2 separate regions of the Homo sapiens genome follow, and region 2 is linked to region 1. The links are chromatin contacts, found by Hi-C or POLR2A ChIA-PET in ENCODE. All regions are on one chromosome and are shown on one strand. Each heading gives the region's core, a stretch centred on a gene start or an enhancer-like site at or near the end of the contact. The rest is flanking DNA. Distances are from core to core; before and after follow the strand shown.

What was found. Hi-C counts contacts between places; a loop is a spot of excess contacts on that map. ChIA-PET counts read pairs that join two places held with the same protein, here RNA polymerase II (POLR2A).
Region 2: a map of PC-9 shows a loop between it and region 1 (12-fold over the local background). The contact joins the enhancer-like site here to the promoter of CELA1 in region 1. A Hi-C loop is called at or near these places in 1 of 168 maps with a recorded cell type or tissue (PC-9). POLR2A ChIA-PET finds 5 or more read pairs at or near these places in 2 of 52 experiments (H1 and activated CD4-positive, alpha-beta T cell).

Annotation. Positions count from the first base shown.
Region 1 is chr12:51,344,339-51,350,330 of GRCh38, forward strand. CELA1 (chymotrypsin like elastase 1) reads right to left here and starts at 2,341. Exons shown (of 8, transcript NM_001971.6): 1 at 2,285-2,341; 2 at 1,457-1,539. The coding sequence starts at 2,300.
Region 2 is chr12:51,817,128-51,823,119 of GRCh38, forward strand. FIGNL2 (fidgetin like 2) reads right to left here. Exons shown (of 2, transcript NM_001384995.1): 2 at 772-5,297. The coding sequence starts at 5,286. The coding sequence ends at 3,325. Among named protein-coding and RNA genes, the nearest start is that of TMDD1, 5.2 kb to the left of the region's middle. RefSeq lists a silencer at 3,745-3,844. Within about 2 kb of position 3,849, at least 22 of the 41 ENCODE cell types and tissues checked have a DNase peak (open chromatin) inside an H3K27ac peak, as active enhancers do.

The DNA.
Region 1 (5,992 bases), core at 1,091-3,590:
GGACCTAGAACCCATTGTAACTCCTTTTTTGGAACTCCTTCTACCTCTGTTCTCCCTTAAAGAGGAACTATAGGCCAGGCACCATGGCTCACGCCTGTGATCCTAGCACATTGGGAGGCCAAGGCGGGTGGATCACCAGGTCAGGAGATCAAGACCATCCTGGCCAACATGGTGAAACCCCATCTCTACTAAAAATGCAAAAATTAGTCGGGCGTGGTGGCATGCACCTGTAGTCCCAGCTACTCAGGAGGCTGAGGCAGGAGAATTGCTTGAACCCAGGAGGTGGAGGTTACAGTGAGCTGAGATAGCGTCACTGCACTGCAGCCTGGTGACAGAGCGAGACTCCATCGCCCCCTCTCCTCCCCCAAAAAAGAGGAACTATAGGCAAAGATTTGCTCCATCACCTAAGCCCAACAGGCTTAGGTCTCCAGAGCTGTACCTTTAGTGTTTTCAAGACATCTCCTGTCTCCCCACTTCAGGGACTACTTAGAAATACCAATGGGAGGCCAGGCGCTGTGGCTCATGCCTGTAATCCCAGCACTTTGGGAGGCTGAGGCGGGTGGATCACCTGAGGTCAGGAGTTTGAGACCAGCCTGGCCAACATGGTGAAACCCCGTCTCTACTAAAAATACAAAAATTAGCTGGGCATGGTGACAGGCGCCTGTAATCCCAGCTACTCAGGAGGCTGACGCAGGAGAACTGCTTGAACCCAGGAGGCAGAGTTTGCAGTGAGCCGAGATCATGCCATTGCACTCTAGCCTGGGCAATGAGAGCAAAACTCCATCTCAAAAAAAAAAAAATACCAATAGGATGTTTGTTTTTATCAGTTCATGTCTCTTCTTCTAGCACCTCATGTTATGTAATAGCTCTACTCCTGAAAACTGGGGCTCAGACTTTTATAAGCTAAAACTCTGATTGCAGTGATATCTTCTCAAAGTGTGGATCTTCATCAGTTAATTTGCCAGGTTTACATATTTAGATCACTTAAATCAGGGCCCAGCTGCCCTGTTAGCAAAGTGGAAACTCTAAATAGCCAACTAAGCAGCATGCTGTACGTGTGTGTGTGTGTGTGTGCGCGCACATGCGTGCAAGCATTGTGACACACACAGTGTGGAGTGGTGTGCGTGTGAGTTTCAAGGTATGTGGAGTCCAAGGTGACTGTCTGGCACCCAGTCTTTCTTGCGTGGCACAAGTGCTGTCGCTGAGAATATAAATGTATCTTGTGTTTGGGTGTGTGCCTTGAAGAGGGACTGTGGTTGGTGTATAAATCCCCTCCTCCAAGCCTTTTGCATTTAGAAAACCACCTAAGCCTGATCCCATCCATCTTTAAAATCGAGAACCTAGACAATTGGAGAGCTGCTTGTTGATAGGGACATGCACAAATACACATGATACCTTATGTCATGCACTGAGCTCTTATTTGGGTGGAAGTCTGGGGCTGGGAAGGAACACCCACCTGAGAGGGCCAGGAATTCCTCCCGGCCTCAGTCCCTCCGACTACGCGGGCATTGGTTTCCGGAAGGTCCTGGGTGCTGTGTCCTTTGTGGGGCAGAAGAAAAGTGAGTGATGACTAAGCATGGGGTCAGCCAGGGGTAGGGGTGGGGGGTGGCGATTGTGCTTTGAGGAATGTTAGCCTTGTCTGCAAATTCACAGTTCCTCTCTAACGAATGAGGGGCCCAGCTGTGAGTTCTCTGAGCCCCTTTTGAAAACAGGGGTGCCTGGGTGCCTTCTGTTTCCCCCAGGTGTTCCCAGAACTCCGGCATGCTATGAAGGACCTCTCTCAAACCACCAGGCTAGGCCCCAGAGGCTCCTTGTGGTCTCCTCTTTGCTCAAGATCACCCTTTGGCCTGAAGAGACCCCCCCCCACTCTTTGACCCCCACCAGCCCCCTAATGCTTTGGCAAGATTCTCCAGGGTTCAGGGCCTGCAGTGCACACCCCAGCCAGGCACCTGCTGAGGAAGTCCTCCTGTCAATGGGGGTGGTGGGGAAGCCCAGGGACCCACCCCACTACCAGATGGGGCTTCTCTCTGCTTTGTGGCCCAGGGACCTGCCACCCAGAGGGGCCTGAATAGCCAGTGGCCCTGACCTTTTCTATCTTGGCCTCCAGGAGAGTAAAGGACGCTCTGCAGGCAGAGCGTCCCACCTGCCCTGGGACAGGGTGCTGGCCTGGACTTAGGGAAAATTTGCTGACCTTCCTGCCCAAGTCCCCCTCCCTATAGACCTCAGGCCACATGATCCACTTACCATAAAGGACCAGGGTTGCGACTGGACCATATCCACTTACCATAAAGGACCAGCATGTTGCCGATGGAGTAGACCACTGCCTTCTTGCTTGGACCAAGCCCTCTTTATACTCCTCTTAGCAGCAAAGCTGACTGTCTTCTTGCCAACTGGCAGGGCTGAGGGTGCAAGGCAGGGAAAATCACAAGTGACATGGAAATACAAATGAAAATATTTCTTTTCAAGTAAACTAATGTATCTGTTATTCAAAGACAGAACAAGGCCAGGGCTGAATTAATCATCTGCTTTTAATTGAAAAGCATCCAACAAACTCTTTTTCAGAAATAAGATGGAGAACCAGGGCTGGTTTTTCTCTAAGGGAGCACCCCTTGTCATCCATCACTCTCTCGTTGTCCTCAGTGGCACCATAAATGCAGAGACTTGCCCTGTGCACTAGCAGCTGGAGGCCAGGGGGATAGTGGAAGAGGGGGGAGTGGTTAGCAAGGGCAAGGAAGACACAGCAACTCTCTCTGCCCAAAGAGGGAGATGGCACATGCCCCCAGGATGCAGGCATAGGTGTAAATGCAGACACAAAAGCCAAATAGATGCAGTGGAGATAATTCTGGGGGAGGAAAGTACTGAGAAACAGGCTTGGGCCCTCTCAGATGGAGAGCCAAGAAGGGGCTCCCAGAGGAGAATATGAGGCAGGGTAGAGGAGGGGATCCTTGGGATGTGAAGACAGTCTGAGGGCTATGAGGGTAGATGGAGGGTGGAGGGCAGAGGGAGAACGAGGGTAGGAGCCGAGGTTCCTGCAGGAGATGAAAGGCTTTGTTCATCACAGTTCGTAGAGGAGAGAGAAGGGAGTTGCGGCCGGGCGCGGTGGTTTACGCCTGTAATCCCAGCACTTTGGGAGGCTGAGGCGGGCGGATCACAAGATCAAGAGATCGAGACCATCCTGGCCAACATGGCGAAACCCCGTCTACTAAAAATACAAAAATTGGCCGGGCGCGGTGGCTCATGCCTGTAATCCCAGCACTTTGGGAGTCGGAGGCGGGCGGATCACGAGGTCAGGAGATTGAGACTACTCTGGCTAACACAGTGAAACCCCGTCTCTACTAAAAAAATACAAAAAATTAGCTGGGCGTGGTGGCAGGCGCCTGTAGTCCCAGCTCCTCGGGAGGCGCAGGCAGGAGAATGGCGTGAGCCCGGGAGGCGGAGCTTGCAGTGAGCCGAGATCGCGCCACTGCACTCCAACCTGGGCGACAGAGCGAGACTCCATCTAAAAAAAAACAAAAACAAAATACAAAAATTAGCTGGGCATGGTGGTGCGCTTCTGCAGTCCCAGCTAATCTGGAGGCTGAGGCAGGAGAATCGCTTCAACCTGGGAAGCGGAGGTTGCTGCACTCCAGCCTGGAGACAGAGCAAGACTCTGTCTCAAAATAAATAAATAAATAAATAAATAAATAAATAAATAAATAAATAAATAGAGAGAGAAAAGAGTTGCAATGTGCCTTGAGGTGGGCAGAGGACCCTTGGGTTGGCCACAAAATGATCAGAGCCACTGCAGGCTCCAGAGCAGAGGACTGTGGGTGCAGCAGTCATGGTAGCAACGCATGGGGTTTGGAATTAGGCAGGGAGAAGCCAGGAACCTAGACAGAAGCAGGACCATCACCTGCCCACCCAGGGCTTTTGTTGCCTAAACACTCCAGAATCCAAGCTTCATGGCTGCAGGGGTGGGAGAAACCTGGAAAATGCTCTTTGAAGGAATCTGCACAGTCACTTTTTCAGTGTCTAGAGCTGTTCAGAGGAGTTGCACTTTGATGCTCAGATAACCTGAAGAGCTTGCTCTCCAGCCTGCCCTCCAGCATTCTGGCACACTCAGGGAAGAGGGGTGAGCTGCGCTAGGGAACCCGGGGCCTCTTTGGTCATTCTCCTCCCGCTTCCCTGCTTCCTCTGGCCTCTAGCCCCAGGATGAGGAGTCCAAGAGGAGGCTTGAGGGCCTCCTGAAGGTTACCTCTTTACATCACAGCAGGGCCAGATCACCTGAGGTCAGGAGTTCCAGACCAGCCTGGCCAACATGGTGAAATCCCGTCTCTACTGAAAATACAAAAATTAGCCAGGCGTTGTGGTGTAGTCCCTGTGCTTGGGAGCTGTAATCCCAGCTCCTTGGGAAGCTGTGGCAGGGAGAGTTGCTTGAACCCTGGAGGTGGAGGTTGCAGTGAGCCGAGATTGTGCCACTGCACTCCAGCCTGGGCAACAGAGCAAGACTCCATCTCAAAAAAAAAAAAAAAAAAATCTTACTCTTAGGGTTAGGCATAGACAATGGCTTAAATTTTTTCTTTTTTTAAGACAGGGTCTCATTCTGTTGCCCATGCTAGAGTGCAGTGGCATGATCTCAACTCACTGCAACCTCCATCTTCTGGGCTCAAGCGATCCTCCCACCTCAGCCCCTCAAGTAGCTGGGACTACAGGTGCCAGCCACCATGCCCAGCTAATTTTTGTATTTTTTGTAGAGACGAGGTTTCACCATGTTGCCCAAGCTAGTCTCAAACTCCTGAGCTCAAGTGATTCACCCACCTCAGCCTCCCCAAGTACTGGGATTGCAGGCATGAGCCACCCGCCCAGCCAGACAATGACTTAAATTTTGAGGCATTGCATTTCTTCTGACATTGCATACCAATTCTAGGAATGAATTCTTTTGAGATAAACACTGGTCGGGCATGGTGGCTCATGTTTGTAATCTCAGCAATTTGGGAAGCCAAGGCGGGAGGACTGCTTGAGGCCAGAAGTTTGGTATCAGCCTGGGCAACATAATGAGACCTTGTCTCTACAAAACATGAAAAAAACATGGTGGCGCATGCCTGTAGTCCCATTACTTGGGAGGCTGAGGTGGGAGGATCCCTTGAGCATGGGAGGTCGAGGCTGCAGTGAGCCATGATTGTGTCACTGCACTCCAGCCTGGGTGACAAAACAAGACCCAGTCTCAAAACAAAACAAAACAAAAAAACAGGCAGAAAAATAAATGTTCGAGGTTGTGGGTTACAGTATAGTTTGTCACAAAGCTTGTTGCAAAATTGGAAAAAAGCTAAGTATTCATCAGTAGAGGAAGACTGAATAAATTGGGTTTAACCCTGCTATGGAATACTATATAGCTTTATTATTTTTTTGAAACAGAGTCTCTCTCTGTCACCCAGGCTGGTGTGCAGTGGCACGATCACAAATTACTGCAGCCTTGACTTTCTGGGCTCCAGCAATCCTCCCACCTGAGCCTCCCAAGTAGCAAATTTCACTTTTTTAAACCTCACTTTTCTAGATCACTTGACTTTTCTCCACAATATTACTTTAAAAAAAACAAAACAAAACAAAATGGAGTCTCTCTGTGTTGCCCAGGCTGAAGTGCAGTGGCACAATCTTGGCTCACTGCAACCTCCACCTCCCAGGTTCAAGCGATTCTCCTGCCTCAACCTTGCGAGTAGCTGGGATTACAGGTGCCCACCACCACGCCCAGCTAATTTTTGTATTTTTAGTAAAGACGGGGTTTCGATATGTTGGCCAGGCTGGCACAGTATTACTTTGGTAATTAAAAATAAGAATAAATTCTGGGACATCTAGCTATTTGTGGCAATGGCCCCAGTACTCTTCATGTGGGAAACAGATCCCCAGAGAGGCCTAGCTCTTTAATGCTAGAGTGAGAGACTCCTAGAGCCGGGAGATAGTAGCACAGGGCTAGCAGCAGGGTTTTAAGAGGTAGGGGCCTTAGGTTAGCTGAGAG
Region 2 (5,992 bases), core at 2,599-5,098, 470 kb after region 1:
GCTTTGCAGGGTCTCCCTGATGCTCACGCTGCCTCCTGTATGTGTGCAGTGAGCCATAGCAGGGAGCCTGGGTGCACTACTCCCCTGTGCTCTTGCGCATGCTCAGCAATCTTGCCTAGAGTATTCAAGGACCTAGGAGCTGTGGGTCCAAATCTCTCACTGACATCTCTACAGAGCTTGTTCAGCAAGTGTTCCTAGGTTGTTCAGTCTCCCAGTTTACGATGAGCTGTCACAGATAGAGTTAGGGGACTGATGGATGGGGGGATGGTAGACAAAGGACACCACGTCACCTGAGACATTGGAACTTGGCCGTCTCCACACCCCGCCCTCTATCCACTTTATCTCCACTGAGAATGGAATACAAGTATAACCCTAGCTCTATTCAATGAAGGCTGCTGCAGGTTCTGGATGGCTCCTCCCTCTCTTCAGCAACCCCCTTCCTCCATGCATTCATTTCTTCACTCATTCAACAAACATGTGAGCCCTTCCTTGCCCCCCTATTTTGTGGCTCTGGGGATACAATGAGCCTGCCCCAGTGCTGAATGTCAGAGCTCAGAACGGCAGGAAGGCCCCTTACCCATGGCTTCTTCCCCATAGCCTCAGTGCCCATTCCTGTAGGTACTCACTGTATCACAGTGAGTCACAGGAGTCCTTGCTCCTTGTTACTAGGGGATTAGGAACACCCCGCCCAGGGCACCAGCATACACAGGTGTCCAGACATCTCCCAGAGGACTCCCACATCCCACTGCCCCCGAGAAATCTTCTGCAAACCACATGTCATCGCTTTAATACTGTGTAATACTTTCTTTTAAAATACAGTCTCTTCTGAGGTAGACAGACCACAACTGCAGAGCATCGTCAGACAGGAGATAAATACGTCCATGTACAACACGCAGCAAAATGAGGTAGAAATGGTTACAGCGGGAGGAGAGGATCCCAGCCCCAGTCTGGGTAGAGGAAGGGGAGAGGCCAGCTCGGAAGTCACCCTCCCCACTCCCTGCCCCTGGATTCTTTGGTATGCCTCCCCCCAGCATTACCAGAGCTGGACTGGCCCTTCCCCTACCTGCCCCAGAGCCCATGAGGTAGGTGCCACTAGGCTGGGGGCAGTCTCCTTGTGCAAAGCTCCCCAAGCCTGGGGAACAGGAGGAGCCTAGTAGAGAAAGCGGTGGGGACTCCACCTCCCAGAGCTCCCTGCCTCTTGAAGGGAAGGCTGGGATCCCACCCCAACTTCCCTGACACCCTCCACCCACCCCCACCCCCCAATACATACACACCTGAGAGAGAACCCCTCACTCCATGCTCCCTCCGAGGGTCTTTTGCAGCCTGCGGCTGTGACCCGGCAGCCCACTGCTTCTGAGGCACCAAAGCCCTGTGGGTGGCTGGCTCCAAAGAGGGGGCCAGAAAGCAACGGGGGTGGGGGGGAACAGAGCAGCCTTCTGGTCAGCACTCCTAGGCCAGCACAGGCCCTGGGTGCCAGGGCCCCTGAAAGATCCCCCCCAGACACCCTCCCAGCCAGGGGGGAGGCAGTAGACTCTAGGAAATGCACGGGCAGGCAAGGAACTGCACAGGAGGCTGAGATGGGAGAGAGAAAAAGTGGTGGTGGGGGGGCGTGTCCCCTGCTTTGGACTAAGATCAGAGTTGTGAAATGGGCTGGGGGTGGTGGGAGCAAACTGCTAAAGCCTCATCAAGGGAAAATTGGTGGGAAGGAGAGAAATATGGTTCTTGGAAGGGTTCCAAGCCTAGTGGAAAGTTCAGGCAGGACTGAGACTAAGCCCCCAAGGTCAGAGAAAACACCCCTGCCCATCTCCCTCACCCTCTCCCAGCCCTGGAGCTCCAGACCTAGGACTCCGGGGGAATGGGGAAGGCACATTTCCTCACAGAGCCCCCACAAGTGAGGGATGCTCACTCCTCCTCAGAGCCTCCAGCAGAGATGGCTGAGGTCCAGTAGCTGATTTTGTGGCCAGACTGTCTACCCAGATGGAATCCTCCTAGCATAAGTCACTGGGGACCTCTGCCAAGGCAGGGCCAGGGGACATGACCTTTCTGGAGACTTTCTGCTTAGGTCACCTTCCCATTTGGGCCCTCCCACCCTACCTTCTGGGTCTCAGGAAGGAATTGGGCAAGGGCATCCTAACTCTGGATAGCCCTTCACAGAAAACACTCAGCGGAGGGGTTGGGTGGGGCAGGGGGTGGGGAGCAGCAGGAGAGGAATAAGGCCTCCCTTCTCTCAAACCCCACAGCCCACTCCCCACATTCATGCCTAGGCCTCGGCCCTGGGGAGGAAGCCCTTAGGAATACATTCTGCTTCTGACCAGGAATAGCTGGGGTTTCACTGAGGCCTCTGGGTCTTCCTCTCCCCTTCCCCGTAAGTCTCATTTTTTGAGTGTCTGGGAGAATTTGGTCCCCTGGATGGAGTGGGGGGGAGGGGGCAGGTGTGAGGGGCACACAGGAGAGCAGCCAAAGTCTAACATTCTTTCTGAGGTCAGTTTCTTCCTGAGTTGTCAAAAGAAAAAGAAAAACAGCAAATTCTACACATTTTACAAAAATAAGAAGACTAAAATATGAAACAAGCTACATTTCTGGGATCTCCCCTCAAAAACAAACAAAAAATTCCCCTTCTTTGGGGACTTTTTTTCCTTGATCCCCCTAGACCCTAGGTTTCAGATGGGTAGAGGGGTAACCCTCCTCCTCAGCCCCTGGGCCTCCAGAGCTCCTGCAAAGGGCCACTGCAGTCCAAATAAGAACAGAAGGCAGGGAAAGGCATTAAAGCTCAGGGACCAAAAGGCCAGGGACGCTGGAGAGCCAGGGATGGAGACAGAAGCACAGAGGGTGAGGGATGGAGAGCTGGGGAGGGAGGGGCAGGAGAGAAACAGGGCCAGCATGGGGTGGGCAGGGGTGTCAGCGACAAAGCAAAAGGGAGAGAAAACCAAGAGAATGCAGAGAATGGGATGGAGAGAGTGAGGGAGAAGGAGGGTGCCATTCAGATAGCGAGGAGACAAAAGCGTTGTGGCAAGAGAGCAGGAGTTCTTAAGGCCCCGGGTGCCAGCCCATGCCGGATCTGCCCGGTCTGCCGGGCGGAGATGGCGAGCTTCCAGTCCACAATAAATAGGAAAAACCTGAGTACACGGCGCATATGGCATCTGCCTGGCAGAAGCATTTTCCTTCCCACGAAAAAAAAAATATCCACCGGCAGACCCCTCCTGTCCCCGATCCCACATTCACCACTCCAGCCCCTGCCAGCCGGGTTTAGTCAGTGACATCCCTCCCACGCGGAGGCGGCGGGGACGGAGGGACTGCGGCTCCCGCGGCCTCCCCCGCGCGCCGTCAGTGTCCGGAGCCGTACATTTTGTCCCACTCCACGAACGAGTCCAGTTCCTTGGCAGAGGCCCTAGGGCCCACCTTGGCCAGCGCCGCCTCCAGGTCCTTGTAGGAGAGGGGGCGCTGCAGCCCCGGGAGGCCCGCCCCGGCCGCCGCCTGCTGGCACAGCTGCCCCAGCTCGCCCCCAGAGAAGCCCTGCGTGCCCTGCACCAGCGCCGCCAGTTCCCGCTCACTGAGCGCGCAGCCCTGCTGGGCCAGCGCCCGCTGCAGGATCTGCCCGCGGGCCGGGCTGTCGGGCAGCGCCACGTAGAAGCGGAGAGAGAAGCGCCGGCGGGTCGCCTCGTCCAGAGCCGCGGGCCGCGAGGTGGTGCCCACAACCAGCACGCCGTCAGCCCCCGCGCCGCAGCCCCCGTCCAGGCAGGCCAGGAGCGGCACCTGCAGCGCGCCCCCTGCCGCCGCGCCGTCGTCCCGGGCGGGGAGCAGCGCCTCTAGCTCGCTGATGAGGAGTACGGAGGGTGGGCGGCAGCGCGCGGCCGCGAAGGCGGCCTGGAGGAGGCGCGCGCCCTCGGCGGCGCCGGGCGCAGCCAGGGTCGCGCCGCGCAGGCGCAACAGCGTGGCGCCCAGCTGCGTGGCGAGGCAGCGGCCCAGCAGCGCTTTGCCCGCGCCCCGCGGCCCAAAGAGCAGGACGGTCCGCGGCGGGCGCAGGCTGCCCGGGTAGGCGGGCGGCCTGAGCAGGGGCCACACCAGCTCCTCCTCCAGCGCCGCCTTGAGCGCGCCCTGGCCCGCCACATCCGCCCACTGCACCGGGGGCCCGCAGTCCACCATCTTGCTCGTCACCAGCTCCAGGGCCCCAGGGTCCACGCCTTTGGGAGTCTCCCCCGACGGCACGGCGAACCCCCCACGAGGAGCCGGGGCCCGCTCCGGGAACTTTTCAAAGGGCTCCAGTTGCGGGCCGTAGACGGGGGAGCCCAGGACCTTGAGGGGGACGCCGCCACCGTACTTGCCCGACGCCTCCTCCGCGGCTCCTGGCGGCTTGGCCCGGAACCCGTTGCCCCGACATTCGCCGTTGTCCGCGGCGGGGTAGGAGGCTCCGTCAGCCACGGGGGCCTTGGCGGGCTCGTACGCGTACTTGCGGTAGCGGCCCTCGGGCCCCTCGTCGGCGGCCTTGCGCTTCAGCGACAGCCCGGATTCGGCACCCGGCGCGGCCGTGGGGAAGCCATAGGCGGTGGGCGGTGCCGGCGCGGGCAGGGGCGTGGGCGCGGGCAGGCCCGGGGTCAGGTAGGGGGCCGGGGGTGGGCCTGGGGGCGGCGGGAGCGCGCCATAGCCGGGCTGCGCTGCGTAGCCCCCTGCGGGATAGTTGTACAGCGGCGCTGAGGGCCCGTACCCCGGAGGCGGTGGGGGCTGCAGGAGCGCGGCCGGGGGCGGCGGGGGCAGCGCGGCGCCCGTCTGCGCGCAGTAACCCGGCGCCAGGTACCCCCCGCCGTAGCCGGCCGCGTACTCGGGCGCCGCCGATGGGCCCCCGCACGCATTGCCGGCGTAGAGGGGTTCAGGGAGGTTCCCGGCTAAAACTGGGGAGCCCCCCAGGGCCCCGGAACCGCCGCCACCGCCCGATTTGGTTCCTGGGAGGCCTTCGTGGAGTGAGGCCAAGGGGTAGGGTGGCTCCGGCCCTGGCCAGGGCTCGGGATCCCCTTTGGCGCCGTTGAGGAAGGAGGCGTCGCTGTACCCGCCCAGGGCCGGACGCTCGTAGGGAGAATCCAAGACCCCAGAGTACTTCTCTGCATAGCGCTTTAGGAGGTTGGAGGCAGTGAGGGCTGAGATGTCGTCGTGTGCCCAAGCGTAGTGGCAGCGTTGGCGACCCCCAGGGGGCAACTCCAACTTGTGGGCCGGCGACGGGGTGGTGGAGGAGACGTCCAGGTGCTGCTCTGGCCACTGGTTGAGGGGCTGGGCGTGTTCTGGTGTCCAGTGCATCTTCAACAGAGCTGCGGGCAAGAGACAGGAGGTCTGGTGAGGTCTAGCCACCGAGGACCCAGTGGGCCACTGCTAGCCATAGGCCAGTCCGCCTAGACTGCGGCTTGGACAGGCTGGGCTTCCGGCATCCACCACCTACCGCCCCACTCTCTTGGGGCCCTCCCTCCAGGCACCAAATACACTTCTTATGTCCCAGGATTAAAGTTGTCTGAAAATATTTTCCTCAGCGCCCAAAGGGGTCTGGAAATGATGTGGTTGGCCCTAACTTCACCTTGTAGGCAATGGTTATTATTTTTGTCCTGGCCACTCCAGCCATGTCCTTTGCAGGACACGTGATCCTTACTTTCTATGAAGGATCGGACAATGGGCGGGACATCCCAGCCCTCGGAATAGTCAAACTCAAGTGAAGCTCGCTCAGTAAGAGATGTTTGTCACCTACCGTGTGCTGGCCACTACAGAGGCACCAGGGTTATGTAAAGAGTTGTATGAGGCCTGCCCAGAGTCCCTGGCCTAGTGACCCAGAAGTTTGTTATTCCTAAATGCTCTGTTCACCTCAGCCCTTCCTGAGATTCTGAGATTCCAAGGCCCCGTGTGGGCCTGAGGTCAGAGATGCTGGCGTGTATGGGACTGCCTTATCCATGGGAAACCTCAGTGGCTGACCCAGAGCATTCATTTCCTTCCCACTTGGTTTTGGCTTCTGCCTGAT